Regions from separate parts of the Homo sapiens genome. Here region 1 is linked to region 2. Evidence: chromatin contacts called from ENCODE Hi-C or POLR2A ChIA-PET data. All regions are on one chromosome and are shown on one strand. Each heading gives the region's core, a stretch centred on a gene start or an enhancer-like site at or near the end of the contact. The rest is flanking DNA. Distances are from core to core; before and after follow the strand shown.

Region 1 (7,036 bases), core at 1,623-4,122, 66 kb before region 2:
TTTCTCTGCTTGCTCAAAGTAGCTATGTTTGTTGTATCTGTTAGTATTTGCTCTATAACAAACATACTGGGTGCCTTCCCACTTAGATTTGGCAATTATCACTCCTGTAAATGAGATATTACATAAGATAGGAAAAAGAACAGTATCTTTCCAAGAAGAATAGTATCCTTCCATATTAACAGTTTAGAGCTGACTGCTTTTAAAATTTAGTGGCTTTAAAATAACAACCATTTATTATTCTTCATGAGTCTACAAATGAGGTGGGCAGTTCTGCTGATCTGGCCAAGCTGAACTTATCTCAGCTGGGCACATTCAGCGTATCTGCTGTCAGTTGGCTGGTTGGCTGTAGCAATGAATGGTGAAAGTAGGCTGCCCTTAACTTTTTCACACAGTAGCATTAGAGTTACAAAAGAACCAGCAGAACCATGCAAAACTCTTTAAGACCTAGGCTTGGAACAACTATATTTCTACCACATTCTATTGGTCAAAGCAAATCACGGGGCTAGTCTAGATTCAAGTGGGTGGAGGAGCTGCAATTACACTGCAAAGGAGTGTGACTGTAGGGAGAGGTGTTTTTTTATTTTTATTTTTTTGCGATTTGTCACAGTAGTTGTAGGAATCAGGTGTATTTAAAATTCTGATCCTTCTGTGATATCCGAATTGTTCATGAACCTTGCCTCTGGTGGAAAGGCAGAATCATTGTGACAGAAGGATAAAATCTTGGAATTTAGAGACTAACAAAGGTTCAGATTCCAGCTCCATCACTTATTTCTGCAATCCTGCAGAAGTTAATCTTCCTGATAGGCATTCAGTAATGATTGATTCACCTGAACCTCAGATTCTTTATGTATTTTAAAGAAAGGGCTAGGTAAATGCAAAGCACTTATGTAACTGCTTTTATTATTGCAAACCTGGCTCCCACACTCCATTCAAGGTGTAAGACTCAGTGTCTTCCTTGAATTAAAAAGGAAGAGAAAGTGTGTTAGGGAAAGGAAGAGAAATATTTGACTAATTGTGGCCCCAATAAAGTGACCACTCACTGGGGGTATTTTCCTGTAAGAAAAGAATGGTTGAGGCTCAGAGTTAAGAGATACAAATCCAAAAGTCTCCTTGGGGTAGGATTCCCTGTGATTCATGGGTTGAGAGGTGTAACATTAGACACAGTCCCAGTCTAGATTTTTTTTTTAAAGAATTGTAGTCCATCCTATACACACTGGGTGCCTTAATACTATATGTGGCAATTATCACTCCTATAAATCAGGTTTTACATAAGATAGGAAAAAGAACAGTATCATTCCACATTAACAATTGAAAGATGACTGCTTTTAAAAAATTAAAAGGGCCATATAGAAATAAAATCACATAAATTTCTTGTGTTAAACATAGTTGTCATATTGGATGAGGACTAAACACCTAAATTCATCCAACTAGTAGTAATAGAAAAGATGAAACACACACACAGTAAAACTAGATTAATTTAATTTATACAAAGGGCCAGATATCTCAGAATTCAGACAGTCAGAGATGTTGACTAGAGTTAATGCCTCTTTTAGGAGAGGTACCAGGTAAGTGTTCTCAAAGAACTGGAAACTGAGACCACCACCTCTGGCATTATCTATTTGTGAACACAAGCAAGTCTGAATTTTTCCGCACCATAGCTACCTTTCATGTAAGCTTCTTTTCTTAGAAGAAAAGAAGGTAACATTTGGGTGTAATTTTTTATTAAGGGTGAAATTTAGTGTAGAGAGTAAAGGCATTTGGCATAGAAGCCCTTAGTTTTTTTTGTTTTTAAGTTGAACTGCCAGCCTTTATGGATTGCAGTCTTCGCTGTTTTGATTGACATTTCCCAATTCATTTTGTATTATTTATTTTTTTAAGAGACAGGGTCTCACTCTGTTACCCAGGCTGGAGTGCAATGGGGCAAACTTGGATCACTGCAGCCTTGAACTCCTGGGCTCAAGCAATCCTCCCACCTCAGCCTCCCAAGTAGCTTGGACTATAGGTGTGCACCACCATCCTTGGCTAATTTTTTAAATCTTTTGTAGAGACAGGGTAGTGCTCTGTTGCCCAGGCTGGTCTCACATTCCTGGCCTCAGTTGATGCTCTGGTCTCAGCCTTCCAAAATGCTGGGATTACAAGTGTGAGCCACTGCACCTGGCCCCCAATTTCATCCTTTACAAAGACTACTTTCAACCATAAATCAACGGAAACTTCAGCTCCCTCAGACATATTTGGGATCCAAGGATATTTTCCCAAATGATTAATGCTAATTTCATATCAATACATTTTTGCAAAACCTACAAAAATGGACTAGTAAAGAAAGACTCTTAATTTGGGAAAGACAGTTACTTGGAGAGAAGAGAAACTTAAGAGGCAGGTCGAGTTCAGTGTTCAGAAATGAGAGGATCATAAAGAGATAGCCATAAAAATGTTTCTCCCTATATTGCCTGCTGATAGGGTGTATCAGTGAAGGTCTTACTAAGGACCTTGTACCTTTTCAGCGCTGCACTGCGTGCTCATAGGGAGGAAAGATAAATCATGTGTTTTTTCTGACCTCAAAGGAGCCTGTATCTGGCTAGAGAGACATGATGCAGACACATGAAATAATTAAGAAACAATTAACTGTAGCAGGTGCTGAAGAATATACCAGGAGGTCAGAGAATGGTAGAGCTAGTGTGGGCGAAGGTATAGCCCAGAGCATCATCAGATGATTCTTCCTTATGCAAATTCACATCTCCTCTGGGTCAAGTATCATCCTGGCATGCAGCAGCTCCATAGGTAATGCCCTAAGGCTAGCCTGAGGCAAGTTGCAAAAGCCATCATATTGAGTCATGGCCTTTTTTTGTGTGGGGGGAGGGGAATGGCATCCCCTTCCTGTCTGCCAAATCAAGGAATACAGTGCCCTCCTAAACCTGCTTTGTTTTAGTGGATTGTTAAAAAGAAGTGAATGAATTTATGCTTCATTAGGGAAAGGTTACAGTGGAATACTGAGGAGTAAGGGGTATTTCTATTTAACAAATGACATAACTTGAAGGAATGAAATCATAAGGATGGAATTTCAGGCATTAATAAAAAGCTGATGAGAGATACTTTGAGACAAAAGAGCCTTCCCAGTGTAACCGAGATCACAGCACCTACTTCACATACACAGGAAACCAGTCCTATCTGTCTCTCCCATAGAGCAGTAGCTGCCTTGTTTTTCCTCCCTCCTCCATCATTCATTCTAAATCTCCAGTCCTCCACCGCACCTTATCCAAACCCTGATACCCTTAAGTCACAGATGGTGAATCAGTCAAAAGTAGTATTAAAAACTAGTGGTACACAGCTACACCTGGAATGCAGTAAGAAAAATACGGATTTCTGTACATCATCTTCCCTCCCTGCTCTTACCCCCATTTAAGAGTTACAGGGTCAGAACCCAAGAGTCTGAGTTTTTGAAAGTCCCTAAAAATTTTGGATGATCACCTACATTTAGAACCACTGCACTAAGAAGGACAACAAATATGCCAATAAATTCTGTTGCCAAGGAGGTGATTATGCAAGCTGGAACCCTGATAACATGAGGAGAATCCCACAATAGCCAAATAGTCCATGTACTAGTTACATTATAATAAAGCCAAAAGCAGCAGGCCTACCTGACTTTCTCCTGAGGTCTATCATGAGCTTAGAGAGAAGGAACGTGGACATATAGAGGTAGCTCTAGATGGAGAAGGGCACTAGGTGTCATGGAAAGAATCATGTGCAAGAAGTAAAGAGGTGCTCTGAATGTCCTAGCCCTGCTTAGGTGTCTGTGTCCTCACATGAGAATTTATCCACAGTTCTTTCCCGCTGTAACAATCTTTGGTTCCAACTGCATTTGTGAGACAGCAAAAAGCTATGGTCCAGTCTCCTTCCATTGTATCATCTCATCAATGTATTTCTCCCACTACCCTTGTGTGAAATACAAACTTTTTTGGCTTATTGTGATTATGCAAGGTGTATGCCAACTTTTTTTTTTTCTCCACATCTTTCAGCTTTCTGATGGGTAAAAATTTTCCTTATTTTGCTTTAGAAAAATTCTCATTGGCATAGATCTAATTTCAGGGAGCCTCCCTTGAAAGCTAAATAACATTGAGAATTCATGAAAATATAATGTAGAGCATTATGCCTGTTAGCATATTAGTTTAAATAGAAGTGGTTCATGAAAATTTTTGAAATGCCAGACCCTGTCCTGTGTTTTGTATTCTCCCAAATACTCATCCAGATACTGTTCAGAATGTAACATGATTATTTTGAAATAAAGATTTTCCCCTAGTTTTTAAAAAAGTTACTTTATACATTAACCCTTATGTTCCTCTTTGATCAATTTTTCCAGTAGTGTAAACAGTCTTCAGGGAAGTAGATTTCTTACAGAAATTGTCAAGTGGCTCTCTGCTGTTAGCATGGTTACTAATCTTTTGGTTACTTTTCATATTTTTTATACTTTCTGGAAGTGGACAACTTACTTGTAAATAAAAGTGCATAATTTGTATTAAAAATTTTTAGTAACAATCTAATTTGTAAAATAGATGTGAGCAGCATGAATGTGTGTGATATGCGTACATACGAATTATGTCTCTTAAAAATGTATCACAGACATCTTTCCGTGTCCAAACAAATCTACCTCATTCTTTCTAATAGCCATATGGGTATACCATAATATATTTAACTAGGCCCCTATTAAAAGAATTTTGACTCTTTTGTAGCTACTATAGTGTTGCAGTGTGTATCTGTGTATGTATCTTTGTGTGTGTATCTTTGTACGAGTGTACATATATTTTCCCCTTGGCTATTTCAGATTTTTTTTTAGGTTTAAATCTTAGGAAAGGTTTTGAAATTGTCTTAAGTATTTTCAGAAGCATTAAATCATGGTTTTTTTACATTTTTCTTTTAGAAGTTTTATGTCATCTCTATGAGTAGCTTTCAGTAATTTGTTCTGCATAAAATTCCCGAAAACTTCCATTTAAAAATAGGTGGCATGACTAGACTTTCTCAGCCGAAAGAGTGAGGTCCCAGGAAGGATTTTGGAGAAGCTGTGTTCAAATATAGCTGCTGACCTGATGTCTGCCTAGAGTCTGGCAAGGTGATGTGTTGAATCTAGTGTCTGCCTGCATGCCAGCATCCCTTTACTGATGAGATTTGTGGTTTTCATCACTTCATGGTAATCATCCCAAGTTATAAGATGGAGTCTCTAGAAAATCAGTAGAGTATGAAGGCCCAAGTAAAATACATGTGAGTGCATGTATGTGTGCATACAAATTACTTCTCTTAAAAACGTATCCTGGGCATTTAAAGAATGAGGACCTCCGAAGGATTTTGTGGAAGCTGTGTTCAAGTACAGCTGCTGAGCGTATGTCAGCCTGGAGCCTGGCAAGGTGAAGTGTTGAATCTAGTGTCTTTTTGACTCACTGTTTTTTTTGACTCACTGTGCTTTGAAGCCCTTGTCATTTGGGCTCATAAAATAGATTTCTGTATACTGTCTCTCCTCCCTGCCCTCGCCCCCATTTAAAAGTATAGTGGCAGAACCCAAGAATCAGAGTTACTAAAAACTCTCTAGAAAATTTGGATGATCACCCACCTGATCATGTCTTTTTTACTCACTATGTTTTTTTTTTTTTTGAGACAGAGTCTCGCTCTGTCGCCCAGGCTGGAGTGCAGTGGCATGATCTTGGCTCACTGCAAGCTCCGCCTCCCTGGTTCACGCCATTCTCCTGCCTCAGCCTCCCATGTAGCTGGGACTACAGGGCCTGCCACCGCGCCCGGCTAATTTTTTGTATTTTTAGTAGAGTCGGGGTTTCACTGTGTTAGCCAGGATGGTCCCGATCTCCTGACCTCGTGATCCACCCGCCTCGGCCTCCCAAAGTGCTGGGATTACAGGCGTGAGCCACCACACCCGGCCCTTTACTCACTATGTTTTTAAGCCCTTGTTTTCATTTGCTCCACTGTAAAACATTCCCCAAGCCAATCTGGAGCTGAGGCAAATTTTTAACAATTTAAAATCTGGGGAATATAAATATTGGATAATGATCATCCTGAAAAAACAATGAAGGTAGTAGCATAATACTTTATATATCAATAAAATGGCAAAATAAGACAGTTGTTGAAGGACAGAAAGAGTAACTGAAGTTAGGAGCTTATCTTAACACATTTTTTGTGTCATACCATAGGCATCATATTTTTTAAATTTTTTTTATTTCATACACATAGGAAAATATATGTGTGTAAGAAATAATAAACACCTCTTTGTACCTACCACCCAACTTAAGGAACAGCTCATTGCTATTCCCTTTGGTGCTCGCTGGATGCCCTTTCCCAGTCACATCCCCCTCCCTTCCCATCTGCAGGACTATACTAGTAAATTTTGTATTTTTTGCATTATTTTGCTTTGTTTTATGATTTTACTACCTATCTACATATCCCTAAATAATACATTATTTAGTTTCATATGTTTTAACTTTATGTTGTGGAATCACATTAAATGTAGTCTTTTTTTTTTATATTATACTTTAAGTTCTAGGGTACATGTGCACAACGTGCAGGTTTGTTACGTAGGTATACATGCGCCATGTTGGTTTGCTGCACCCATCAACTCGTCATTTACACTGGGTATTTCTCCTAATGCTATCCCTCCCCTAGCCCCCCACCCCCCGATAAATGTAGTCTTTATAACTTGTTTTTTTAACTCAACATTGTTTGTAAGATTCATCCATGTAAGCTGAAGCTTTTTTATAGAGATCTTTGTTAAGCCTTTTAATGAATACAGTACATACATTTCTCTGTTCCCCTGTTAGTGGACACTTGGATTGTTTCCAGAGTTTTGCTGTTTTGAACAACGCTGCTGTGAAAATGTCTCCTGAAACACATTTATAAGAGTTTTTTTTTCCCCAAGGGAATTATACCTAGAAATTGAATAACTAGATCACAAGGCATACACATCTACAACTTCTGCTAGGTAATGCCAAATTGTTTCCAAGGAGCGTTAGAAGTGTTCTCATCAACTTTTACTAGTGCTAGTCTT
Region 2 (6,079 bases), core at 3,305-5,804:
AGGACCTTCCTACTTCTCTGGAAAACTCTGGCCCAAAGCAGCTCCTCTACATTAGTCACAAGTTTCCATTAATCAGGGGTGGCCTGTGCCGGACCTACAGCAGAGTCATTTCAGGTTATTCTGTTACAGGCTTTCGACGTGTAGTCAGTCCACTCGCCCAAATCTAGCAGGGAATGAATGCCTTGTAATACGGAAGCATCTACAAATTCTTCTTAACAGTGTTCAGAGAACAATGTGAAACCCTGGGGCCTTTTCCCAGAATTAGGGTGGTGGGAATGCTGTCCTATTGACTAAGCCTGTTAGGTAAGCAGGCAGTTGGCAAGATTCAGGAAGCTTCATTTGAAGATAGAATTTAGGGCGATCGTTTGGATTTACTGGCTTAATTACTTAAGGTAACATTTATAAAAGAAATTGTCATTCCATTATTATTACCTTTTAACTTTTATTCCTAAACGGAACATTAGCAACAAACTACATTACTTGATAAATGTAATTTCTAACCAGATTGATAACTAGAAAAAAATTTTAAGTTACTTTGCTCTGTGAATTAGTTTAAACATATTTGTAATTGAGACTTACTACTGTTATTGGCTGAAATAAATAAAAGCAAGAGATAATAAAGAATAACAGAGACAACGAACACCCAATTTAAGTTTATTTCTAAGTTCCATCTTTTTTAGAGAAAAGGCAAATTAAGAAAAGTTTAGAGAGAGGTACTAGTATATTTATGAACTTGTATAGATGATAAGCAAAACGGACTTTAATATGTAGAATTCCAGAATCAACAGGTTGCCAGCATCCATGTTTTTGAAGATTTGCTTAAGAACACAACCAAAAATGGAATGGGCAGTCTCTAATTACAAGCAGAAGGCTACAAAATCATTTTAGCTGCATAATACAGTTTTGGTTCTAAAGTCAGCACGTAAGAGGAAAATTCCTTAGGAAAATACAACATTGAAAACCATTGTGTCATGTAATATGAAATGCAATAATTAATTTTTCCTCCAGTAATAGAAAGATCACTGTTTCATTGGTTTATAAAAATATATCTTTATCATTAAATGTGGCAAAATGTTAAGACTTGGTGAATATTGGTGAAAAGTATATATCCATTGTACAATTCTTTCCAATTTTTTTTGAGATTGAAAATTTTTAAAACAACAAATTATCTTTTAAACAGCTAATAATCACTAGACCTGCACTCTTTGTGGTGAGACTATGAAAAATGTTAGAGACCTAGTAAGAGAAGCAGATTCACATTTCTGTCTTCTTCTTCAAGCCAAACAGTCATAGAGTGGAGTGGGCAGAATGGAACTCACTTTTGAAAGCCTAGTGCTTTGTCCAATCTTACTGCAAGCCAGACAGGAAGGTTATAGAAAATGTTTCTGGATCAGTCTTCTCTGAGTCATATGAAATTGTGGTTTCAGCCAAGATGACATTAGGAATTAGAGACATGGGACAAAAACTTTAAGATTGTAAAAAAATTTTGACTCTAGTAGGAAACATGGGTAGAATTGTAATGACACTTGATTGAATTTTAAAAGATGCCTGTATAAGATCTTAAAATTAGGAAAAAAATTATGGCCTAAGCAATTAAAGGCATAGGAGGCATCTTTTTGGGATGATGGAAATATCCTCTCTCCTGATTGTGATAGTAGTTACATGAATATTCATTTAACAAAAACCATAAATTATAGACTTAGAAAACAGTAAATGTTACTGTATGTGACACCTTAATAAACGTGATTATAAAAATAAATCCTAAGCATCTAAAAAAAAAAAAAAAAAGAAGAAGAAGTGAACCAGAACCACACCATTCTATTTTGGAGACACTTCAAAAGAAATGACCTCATTCTTAATTTTGTTTAAAGAAGAATATAACATGATTTGAATATATTTAGCTAGGATATTTTAGTGCCTGCTAGCACTTGAAGCCAGAGTTCACTGTGAGCATTCTGACTATGAAGTGAGAAGCTAAGAGAACTGTATTTTGATATTCCTTTGACAGTTAAATCATAACACTGTTCTTCCCCTTCTTTAGCCCCAGCATGAGACCAGATGTAAGCTCTCCTCCATCCAGCTCCTCAACAGCAACAACAGGACCACCTCCCAAACTCTGCCTGGTGTGCTCTGATGAAGCTTCAGGATGTCATTATGGAGTCTTAACTTGTGGAAGCTGTAAAGTTTTCTTCAAAAGAGCAGTGGAAGGTAGTGTGTGTTTTGAAGAGTTTATTTTTCCTCTACTTGGTTTTCATTTCTCAGGGTGGATTTTGAAATTTCCATTATATGCAAAGCCCATGAAAGGCTAAATATCAGTTAAGAGGGGAGAGGAGGGTGGCTCCTAGGTCCTCTAATGGGCAGGAAAGTATTTAAAACAACAATACAAAAAGATCTAGAATAAAATAGAAAAGTACAAGTTGATGTCTGGGAGTTTGGTCAGGGAGCATAAGGTAACACTATAAGAAAGTGCTATCATATGAAATGATGGTGTTAAGTTTGGGCATAACATAATGTTCATTGTATTAGAAACATGGGCTTTAACTTCCATAAGCTAATAGGTTTCAAAGTCACCAACTTTACTGGCCTGGCAAAAATGAGTCACAGTGAGAACTGTGACAGGAAAAAAAAAAGATATTCATTTCATTTCTTATTCATTTTTTTTTTCTATTAAGCCAGGGCACTGTGCTAAGTGGTATAAATACCAATAAGACCTGATCCTTACCCTCTGGGAAGTCACACTCCACTGAAGTGAAAGATGAGTTAACAATGACAAGGTACAGAGATTATAATATAGATGAGGGAGAGAGAAACTCGGCCTGAGGAGGTCAGGAAAGGTATTTTAGAGAAACTGATTTCACTATATAAATGTTGTATTAACACAAATCTTACTTTGTTATGGATTCAGACTGCTGACAGGGCAACAGCATTATCTCCCTAAAGAATGAGAAATTCATTCCATAGCAAATTTATTAGAAGAGAGTCTAAAATGTCCTAATACTACCAGTGACTCCTCTAGGAAAAAAATTGTCATATAATTTAGTTATTTCTAAAGCAGTTTGAAAGTAGCTTGGCCTAAAGCTCTGATTATATTAATTTTTTAAAGAAACAATTATTCATTCACTGTATGAGGATTATTATTATTTGTCTCATGTTGTGTTTGCATATCCATGAGAGTTAGATGAGTCATTTTCTTTTGTTTTACTTTTTAATACATTAGCAAATTATAAAATTACTCATATTACACCACAAAGATTACAAGGATGGCAGCTTTGGCCAGTGTAGTAGTCCCACCTATTGATTAGAGTCAAAAGTAAAGCCCAGCCCTGCTTTGTGCATTGCTCCTAATAAAGTGGATGTTACTTAACACATACGCAGAAGACAGAAGCGTCTTCGTGTCCTCACTTTACTCCTCACTTTCTTAACTGCTTAAGTATTTCCACGATATAAATGCAGTGATAATAATAATACGGACAGTCCCTGACTTAACGATTTTTCAACTTTTATGATGGTGGGAAAGTGATACGCATTCAGTATGGCTCCTCGACTTACAATGGGGTTGCCTCCAGATAAACCCATTGTGAATTGAAAATATCTTACACTTAGCACTCCATTCTTAATACCTGCTAGAATTATAGATTATCCCTCAAAATTGGCATAGTATAATATGGGTATCAGCAAGTTGTTGCACTTTATTCAGAGCTTTACACTAGGCAGGGGTGGGCTTTACTTTTGACTCTAATCAATAGGTGGGACTACTACACTAGCCAAAGCTGGCATCCTTGTGGTCTCTGTGGAGTAACGTGAGTAGCATTATAATTTACATCCCCCATAACAAATGATCCAAGAGAGTATGTGATCAATGCAGCAGAACTATTGTCTTTTATTATCTGATTTCACATGTAACATGCCATCACTTCTGCCATATTTTATTGGCCACACAGACCAATCTTGGTAAAGGACGGAAAGGGACTGCACAAGACCATGCATTCAAGGAGGCAGAGATCACTGGGGGCCATCTTGGGAGGCTGGCTACCACACCCACCATAAATAGAAAACCAGAATTATTTGCCAAAAATAGACTTTAACCACAAAAATGAATACCATATAAACAAAACAAAGTCACAAAATTTCAGCTGACTTGAAGACTCATCTTTCTATTAGTTAGAAAGGGAATTTACCAAGTAGTAGAAGACACAGGAACTCCAAAATAAGATATCTCATTGTCTTATCAGAAGGGTTGACAGGAAAATGGGCTGGGCACTGTGGCTCAAGGAAAATGGGCTGTGCACTGTGGCTCACACCTATTATCCCAGCAATTTGGGAGGCCAAGATGGGAGGATTGCTTGAGGCCTGGAGTTTGAGACCAGCCTGAGCAACATAACGAGACCCCGTCTCTACAGGAAAAAAAAAAAAAAAAAAAACGTTATCCAGGCATCGCACCTGTAGTCTCAGCTACTCAGGAAGCTAAAGCAGGAGATTCAGGCTGCAAAGAGCTATGACACACCACTGTACTCCAGCCTAGGCAACGTAGCAAGAACTTGTCTAAAAATAAATAAATAAATGAGTCAAGGAATGAATGAATGGATTGACAGGAAATGACTATTAGTTGTACGTGGCCATGTGTTATGAAATAGTGAATACTAGTTAAAACTCCTCATTTTATAGATAAGGAACAGATAGATAGACTTGTCCAACTTCATGCTAATAACCACAAAGGGCTATTTTTAACTTATGAAGGTACATTGCCTCTGATCCTATAGCTCAGAGTCTTAGCTGTGCACAAGACATACCTGGGATAAAGAAATCAAGATTGGCGTAATGTGCACATCCTGACATTTCAGTTGGATATAAACAAAACTTTGGAATTTTTCATTTTTAGCAGTGGGTGATTTTTTTTCTTTTTTTCTTCCAGTAACTGTAGGACAGTGATTTAGAGATTCCTTATAGGGTATAACTTTTTTGTATTATAACCACTTCATCAATAGATGTATCTGTTGATCGTACTTTTGATTTATAGGGGATAGAATTGGGTTAGTGCTTCCATTTTCTGTCCAAGTAAAGAAGCTAGGATATTTATAGAGTACAAAAAGAAATTGAAACAGCTGGTACAGATATTTGGCATTGGAGAGCAGCTCTGAACAAAGGTGAATTATAGTCTAGTGGTCAATTTTGTGGCCTATTCTTTACAAAGAATTGAACCTGATACAGTTAACCATCTACCCCAAACTATTATTTGTTTAAAACACAATCTATTGGCTGGGCGTGGTGGCTCATGCCTGTAATCCCAGCACATCGGGAGGCCGAGGCGGGTGGATCACGAGGTCCTGAGATCGAGACAATCCTAGCCAACATGGTGAAACCCTGTCTCTACTAAAAATATAAAAATTAGCCAGGCGTGGTGGCGTGCACCTGTAATCCCAGCTACTCGGGAGTCTGAGCCAGGAGAATTGCTTGAACCTGGGAGGCAGAGGTTGCAGTGAGGTCATGCCACTACACTACTACACTCCCAGCCTGGGCGACAGAGCGAGACTCCATCTCAAAAAAATAAAAATAAAAAAACATAATCTATCAAACTGTGTAAAACACAGTTTATCAAAAAAGTAGTTACCCTTGGTGGGTACTGGCTGGAATTGGGCAGAAAGGGGGCCTGTTGGGGTACTGTTCTGTTTCTTGATCTGAGAGCTGATTACATAAAGGTTCTTGGTTTGTAAAAATTTATTAAATGGTTCACTGATTTGTGTACTTTTTTTATATGTGAATACTGCAATAAGGTTTTTTATTGCACTGTTTTCAGTTTGTTGAACAGAAAAAGGGAGACTCTTTTTGTTGTTTTTGACCTCTCGACCTCATAATGGCAATGTAGGCAAGAACATTCCCTCAAGGCAATACCTGTGGGTGTCTTGGTTATATTCCACCGGAAACAAAGACAGAGGCTGTCCTTATAAAATATGTTTGAAGACCTGTGAAACTTTAATAGTGCCTTTTATTCCATATAGGACAGCACAATTACCTATGTGCTGGAAGGAATGATTGCATCATCGATAAAATTCGAAGAAAAAACTGCCCAGCATGCCGCTAT

What was found. A loop is a pair of places that touch in the nucleus more often than their neighbours do. ChIA-PET counts read pairs that join two places held with the same protein, here RNA polymerase II (POLR2A).
Region 1: a loop to region 2 is called in a map of psoas muscle, with 1.8 times the contacts of the local background. The contact joins two enhancer-like sites. A Hi-C loop is called at or near these places in 4 of 168 maps with a recorded cell type or tissue (CD8-positive, alpha-beta T cell, body of pancreas, heart left ventricle and 1 more). POLR2A ChIA-PET finds 5 or more read pairs at or near these places in 5 of 52 experiments (BJ, CD4-positive, alpha-beta memory T cell, MCF 10A and 2 more).

The regions. Positions count from the first base shown.
Region 1 is chr5:143,373,092-143,380,127 of GRCh38, reverse strand. The region is part of intron 2 of NR3C1 (nuclear receptor subfamily 3 group C member 1); the gene reads left to right. Among named protein-coding and RNA genes, the nearest start is that of NR3C1, 27 kb to the left of the region's middle. Within about 2 kb of position 2,872, at least 3 of the 41 ENCODE cell types and tissues checked have a DNase peak (open chromatin) inside an H3K27ac peak, as active enhancers do.
Region 2 is chr5:143,310,131-143,316,209 of GRCh38, reverse strand. It overlaps NR3C1 (nuclear receptor subfamily 3 group C member 1), which reads left to right. Exons shown (of 9, transcript NM_000176.3): 3 at 2,042-2,208; 4 at 5,997-6,079. Among named protein-coding and RNA genes, the nearest start is that of NR3C1, 91 kb to the left of the region's middle. Within about 2 kb of position 4,554, at least 5 of the 41 ENCODE cell types and tissues checked have a DNase peak (open chromatin) inside an H3K27ac peak, as active enhancers do.